Regions from separate parts of the Homo sapiens genome. Here region 1 is linked to region 2. A link is a loop called in an ENCODE intact Hi-C map of the cell type or tissue named here. Cell type or tissue: K562. All regions are shown on one strand. Links, peaks and the distances in the headings refer to the core of each region. The heading gives the core; the rest is flanking DNA. Region 1 has its middle 6.6 kb from the start of ATG16L1. Region 2 overlaps INPP5D (inositol polyphosphate-5-phosphatase D).

The links. A loop is a pair of places that touch in the nucleus more often than their neighbours do. Peaks named below come from ENCODE experiments on the same cell type or tissue, not always from the same donor. Only the 100,000 strongest peaks of a DNase experiment are listed, where the experiment ranks them.
Region 1: a loop joins it to region 2, with 2.4 times the contacts of the local background. A loop is called at or near these places in 15 of 110 quality-filtered maps.

Annotation. Positions count from the first base shown.
Region 1 is chr2:233,243,630-233,246,536 of GRCh38, forward strand. No RefSeq gene overlaps it. Among named protein-coding and RNA genes, the nearest start is that of ATG16L1, 6.6 kb to the right of the region's middle. In K562, for the core only: no CTCF peak of the experiment used is centred there; no DNase peak of the experiment used is centred there.
Region 2 is chr2:233,178,598-233,181,504 of GRCh38, forward strand. All of the region lies in intron 18 of INPP5D (inositol polyphosphate-5-phosphatase D), which reads left to right. Among named protein-coding and RNA genes, the nearest start is that of ATG16L1, 72 kb to the right of the region's middle. In K562, for the core only: no CTCF peak of the experiment used is centred there; DNase peaks (open chromatin) are centred at 964 and 1,604; H3K4me3 peaks cover 1,298 bases.

The DNA of each region.
Region 1 (2,907 bases), core at 228-2,727, 65 kb after region 2:
GGGCTCCTGGCTTCTCATCTCTACTTCTCTCTGTAGGATTGTTCCATTGTTTTCAGACTGGCCTTTTCATGAGACAGGGGACACAGCCACTAGCAGATCTAGATCTAGATCCTTAGACTTCACAACCAAAGAAGAAAAGGGACCCTCTCCCCTGGATCCACTTTAAAAATTCCTGTGGAGGATGGTGACTGAGAAGCGTTCCTATGCCTACCCCTGGGGCCAATTTGTTGCAGGAAGGGATGGAGAAATACCATTAACTAGCAGGAGGGTATAATCTGTTACCAAAAGAAAGGTGGAAGGCTGGGCCCGGTGGCTCATGCCTGTAATCCTAGCACTTTGGGAGGCCAAGGCGGGTGGATCACTTTAGGTTAGGAGTTTGAAACCAGTCTGGCCAACATGGTGAAACCTTGTCTCCACTAAAAATACCAAAATTAGCCAGTCAGGTGGCACGCATGCCAGTAATTCCAGCTACTCAGAAGGCCGAGGCATAAGAATCGCTTGAACCCGGGAGGTGGAGGCTGCAGTGAGCCAAGATCTCACCACCGCACTGGCGACAGCCTGGGCAACAGAGCGAGACTCTGTCTCAAAAAAAAAAAAAAAAAGAAAAGAAAAGAAAGAAAGAGAAAGAAGGAAGGAAGGAAGGAGCGGGGAGGGAGGGAGGGAGAGGGAGATTGAGAAAGAGAGAGAAAGAAAGAGCGAGCTAGCCAGGCCAAACAGAAGATGTGTTCTGCCTGTCCCTTCTGGGAGCTGCCCCTTCCCCTCCATCCAAAGGAAGCTGTCCTGGAAGACTGGCCTGCCCCTTTGCCACAAGGATTCTTAGATACGGGCACCTGCTGGTCCATCAGAGTCTTCTCCCAGGAATTGAGAACTGGAGCTCAGAGGCGCCAGCTCTGTTTGGCTGCTTGTGTGTACTGAGGAGCTTTCAGAGGAGCTATTTCTTTACCTCGAGGATGGGAGAACCGCGAAACACAAATGGCTGGGCCACAAGACAAGAGAAGAAGGAAGCAGCAAGCCATGGAGAAGCGGATGCAAAGGGCTGAGCACGCTGGCTGATCTGCATCCTGGTTGCAGTGATTCCTGGGATCCAGCCACATCTCTGCTGCCAGTCTCTGCAGCACACTGAATCCAGACAATAACCCCCCTTTTTCCCTTAAGGTAGCTCATATTGCACTTCTTTTGCTTGCTATCAAAAACATTCTAACTGATACACAATCTCAACCTAAAACAGTCTCAGCCCTCATAGCCTGACACACAGCCAGTAGCATGGTGAAGCAGGTGAGTTCTGGCACCAGGCTTCCTTGACTGTATCTTAGTTCTGCTTCTTCCTAACTTGTGACACCAGACACGTTGCTCTGCTTCTTCCTAACTTGTGACACCAGACAAGTTACTTTTTTTTTTTGGATGGAATTTCACTCTTGTCTCCCAGGCTGGAGTGCAATGACACAATCTTGACTCACTGCAAACTTTGCCTCCCAGGTTCAAGTGATTCTCCTGCCTCAGCCTCCTGAGTAGCTGGGATTACAGGCGTCTGCTATCATGCCCGGCTAATTTTTTTGTATTATTAGTAGAGACGGGGTTTCACCACGTTGGCCAGGCTGGTCTTGAACTCCTGACCTCAGGTGATCTGCCCGCCTCACCCTCCCAAAATGCTGGGATTACAGGCATGAGCCACCATGCCTGGCCAAGTTATTTAACTTCTATATGTCTATTTCTTCATCTCCAAAAAGGAAATATTAATATACCTACATTATCGTGTTGTGAGAATTAAATAAGTTGATCCACGTAACACAGTGCCTGACATGTAAAAATCACTCCATAACATTAACTATTATTTGTAGTGGGAGATTGCAGTAGTGCCTAGGAGAAATTTTATCATCTCTTTAAAGATCAAAGAAACAAACCAAGGAAGATAGCCTCCCCACCTCCACCACGGATCACATTCCCAGCTTGCTAGAGGTGTCATGTTGAATCCTCTGGCCGGCATTCCAGACACCGGCTGCCAATATGCAGAGGAGATAAAGATCTCCAAGAAAGTTGAAATGTTACTAAAATGCTTGTACTGTAGTATAAGGATAATAACACTTCCTCAGACATCATTTTAAAAGTATGAAATTTGGCCAGGCATGGTGGCTCACACCTGTAATTCCAGCACTTTGGGAGGCCGAGGCGGGTGGATCACTTGAGGCCAGGAGTTCTAGACCAGCCTGGCCAACATGGTAAAACCCCGTTTCTACTAAAAATACAAAAATTAGCCAGGCCTGGTGGCAGGCACCTGTAGTCCCAGCTACTCAGGAGGCTGAGGCAGGAGAATTGCTTGAACCTGGGAGGCAGAGGGTTGCAGTGAGCTGAGATCGAGTCACTGCACTCCAGTCTGGGCAACAGACTAAGACTCCATCTAAAAAAATAACAAAATAAAAAATAAATAAATAATATGAAATCTGCCAGGCAAGGTGGCTCATGCCTGTAATCCTAGCACTTTGGGAAGCTGAGGCAGGAGGATTACTTGAGCCCAGGAGTTTGAGGCCAGCCTGGGCAACTTAGTAAGACCCGGTCTCTACAAAAAAACAAAACAAAACAAAACAAAAATTAGTCCCAGCTATTTGAGAGGCTGAGGTGGGAGGATCGCTTGAGCCTGAGAGTTTGAGGCTGCAGTGAGCCGTGATCGCGCCACTGCACTCCAGCCTGGGTGACAGATCAAGACCCTGTCTCAAAAAATGAAATAAAATAATATGAAATCTGAGTGTCAACATATATACGGAGTGAAGGACATGACCTGCATGTGGTTTAATCTATGTACACAGAGATTCTTTATAATGAAAATTTCCTGCCGTGTGCATATATGTGTATACACAAAAGCAACGACCCTAAAAAAAAAAACAAAGAAAAACAAGGAGCAAAAGAGCCAAG
Region 2 (2,907 bases), core at 242-2,741:
TCAGACTCCCGAGTAGCTGGGATATCAGGCACGCAGCACCACGCCTGGCTAATTTTTTGTATTTTTAGTAGAGATGGGGTTACACCATGTTGGTCAGGCTGGTCTCGAACTCCTGACTTCAGGTGATCCACCCGCCTCAGCCTCCCCAGGTGCTGGGATTACAGGCCTGAGTCACTGCGCCAGGCCCAGTGGTATTATTTTTAAAACACTGCGAATTCCCACACAATGGCCTCTAAAGGATGGCCACCCCAGTCCTTGGAGCAAGGAGAGGGGTGGGGGAATGCTGCCCGCTGGCCACCTTTGTGGCTCCCACTCTGTCTCTGGGGACTGGCAAATTTGGTCTCACTTATTTAACTCTGGTCCTATACTTTGAACTGACTTCCATTCCAGTGCCTGTCTCCTCCTACTGCCCAGAAGAGCCCAGAGCAGCTACCCTGAAATAGTTTAACACACGCACCCTGCATTCCTTGCTGAAGGACTGAGCTCTGTCTCCCAGAAGTGACGTCACTAGACGAACTTCACACAACACCTTTAGATGTGTGGGAAGGCAACCTGCCCTCATAGCCACGGCCAGGGCATTGTTCCAGCTTCCAAAGCTCAAAGTGCCTGAGTCCTACCCTCTGCCTGCAGCCTCCTCACTTGTGCATTCCCTCCCTGCCACCCGTCGGACTCTCCAGGCCTGTCACTCCTTCCCAGCCACACTCAGGGTCAACCCTGTCAATACTGTCCTTCCCACATCCTGCAGCTCCGTGCATCCTGCCAATTCTTGTCTCAACCATCTGTCTGCTTCAGCCAGCCTCTGCCGAGAGTCAGGAGATAGTGGAGGCTTGTAGAATTACCACTTACTGTTTTGCACCTAAACTTGGCATTCAAAACTGCTCGACAGTGGAGGCTTTAGAGAAAGAGGAGGGAGATCAGTCCGGAAGTGGCAATGAGGAGCAGGAAGGACACCCTTTGCCCCCACCTCCGGGCCCGGAATATGAGGGTTGGGGAGGAAAACAAGCCTCACCAGAGAGGCAGCAGTGTCTTCCGGGGAGGGCTGGGTTTGGGAGGTGACAGGAAGATTAAAGATACAGGGAATTTTGCTAATGATATTTCATTGAGTGCCAGAGGGCTCAGTAGAAGCGTTTAATGAGTTGGGGTTGAGGGGAGGCAAAATGTTGGAAAAGAAAAGGGAGTGAATGTCCAGAGCTCAGGAAACAGGGGTGACCTGGGAGCCTCAGTCTTCTCATGACAATTAACATAGCAGGCATATCAGCTGTCTATTGCTGCATAACAAACTGTCCTAAAACTCAGTGACTTAAAGCAAACATTTATTTGCTCGCGAGTCTCTGCGCTAGGCTGAATTTGGACTGCTCACCTCTGCTCTAGTTGGTGTCATCTGGGCACACTCAGGCAGGAGCCCATCAGATCTGGGGTCGGCTGGCTGTCAGCAGGCATAGGGGTGGTACTCATCATCCAGCAGGCCAGTGCTGGCTTCTTAGCTTCCTGGTCTCAGGGTTCCCAGATTCGAGTGTCACCAGTGGGGAAGTTCTTCTTAAGGCTCTGTTGGCCTCATGTTTACTAAGGTCCCATTGGCCAAAGAAAGTCACATGACCAAGCCCAGACTCATGGTGGGAGGGGACCACAGAGAGTGTGGTTACTGGGAGGAGGACTGGGTCTTTGAGGGTCACCCATCTTACAGTCCACCTCCTAGGCTTAAGGGCACACTGTAGTGCCATTGCTATTATGTTCAGTACATATCTGAAATATTCTGAGAATGCTTAAAAAAAAAAACCCTGCTCGTCAACCCATTAAATTCTCCCTGGAACACCCCTCCTCCACTGCCACAGCAAACCTGTACCCCTGTGCTCAGCCTGACTCCCCACCTCCATCCTCTCCTGCCTCACACAGCACTGGACCTCACTGATTTCTTCTTGCCTGTGTCCAGTTTTTTGTTTTTTTTGTTTTGTTTTGTTTTTTGAGACAATCTTGCTTTGTTATCCAGGCTGGAGTGCAGTGGCACCATCCTGGCTCACTGCAACGTCAGCCTCCCAGGTTCAAGTGATTCTCCGCCTCAGCCTCCCAAGCAGCTGGGATTACAGGCGCCCACCACCACGCCCAGCTAATTTTTGTATTTTTAGTAGAGACGGGGTTTTGCCATGTTGGCCAGGCTGATCTCGAACTCCTGGCCTCAAGTGATCCACCCACCTCGGCCTCCCAAAGTGCTGGGATTACATGCGCCCACCACCATGCCCAGCTAATTTTTGTATTTTTAGTAGAGACGGGGTTTTGCCATGTTGGCCAGGCTGATCTCGAACTCCTGGCCTCAAGTGATCCACCCACCTCGGCCTCCCAAAGTGCTGGGATTACAGGCATGAGCCACCGTGCTTGGCCTCAGGTCCAGTTTTTAGGCTGATGCCCTCGCATCTTCCTCCCTCCTGTCTCAGAGAAGGGGTAGCCTCCTCTTTCTTTCCTGCCTAGCCTTTGCCCCTGGACCCTTGACTCCATCTATTCCTTCTCCACTACCAACCAGTGCCCCCACTCCCATCCTTCTCTCCTGTCCCTTTCTCTGTTCTGTCTCATAGTTTCCATGTGTTTCTCTGGTGATCCTTAGTAAGTGAGCTTTTTTTCTTTTCATGTTTATTAGCCATCTGTATTTTTTGGTGAATTTTCTGTCCATATCCTTTGGTTGGTTGAAGGGTGGAGTGTTTATCTTTTTCTTGCTGATTTGTAAATGCTTTCTAAAAAGGATGCCAAGTCTGTTTTATCACCTTCTTGGTCTCCTTTGCTGGCGGTTTTTCCTTTGCCCGCCCATTCATGGTTGGTGTGCCCTGGAATTCCATCCTCGTCTCTTCTCATCCTTCGTGTGAAAGCCCAGACATGCTCAGGTCTTCTGCTTCCACCTAATCCTAAGACTCCACATCT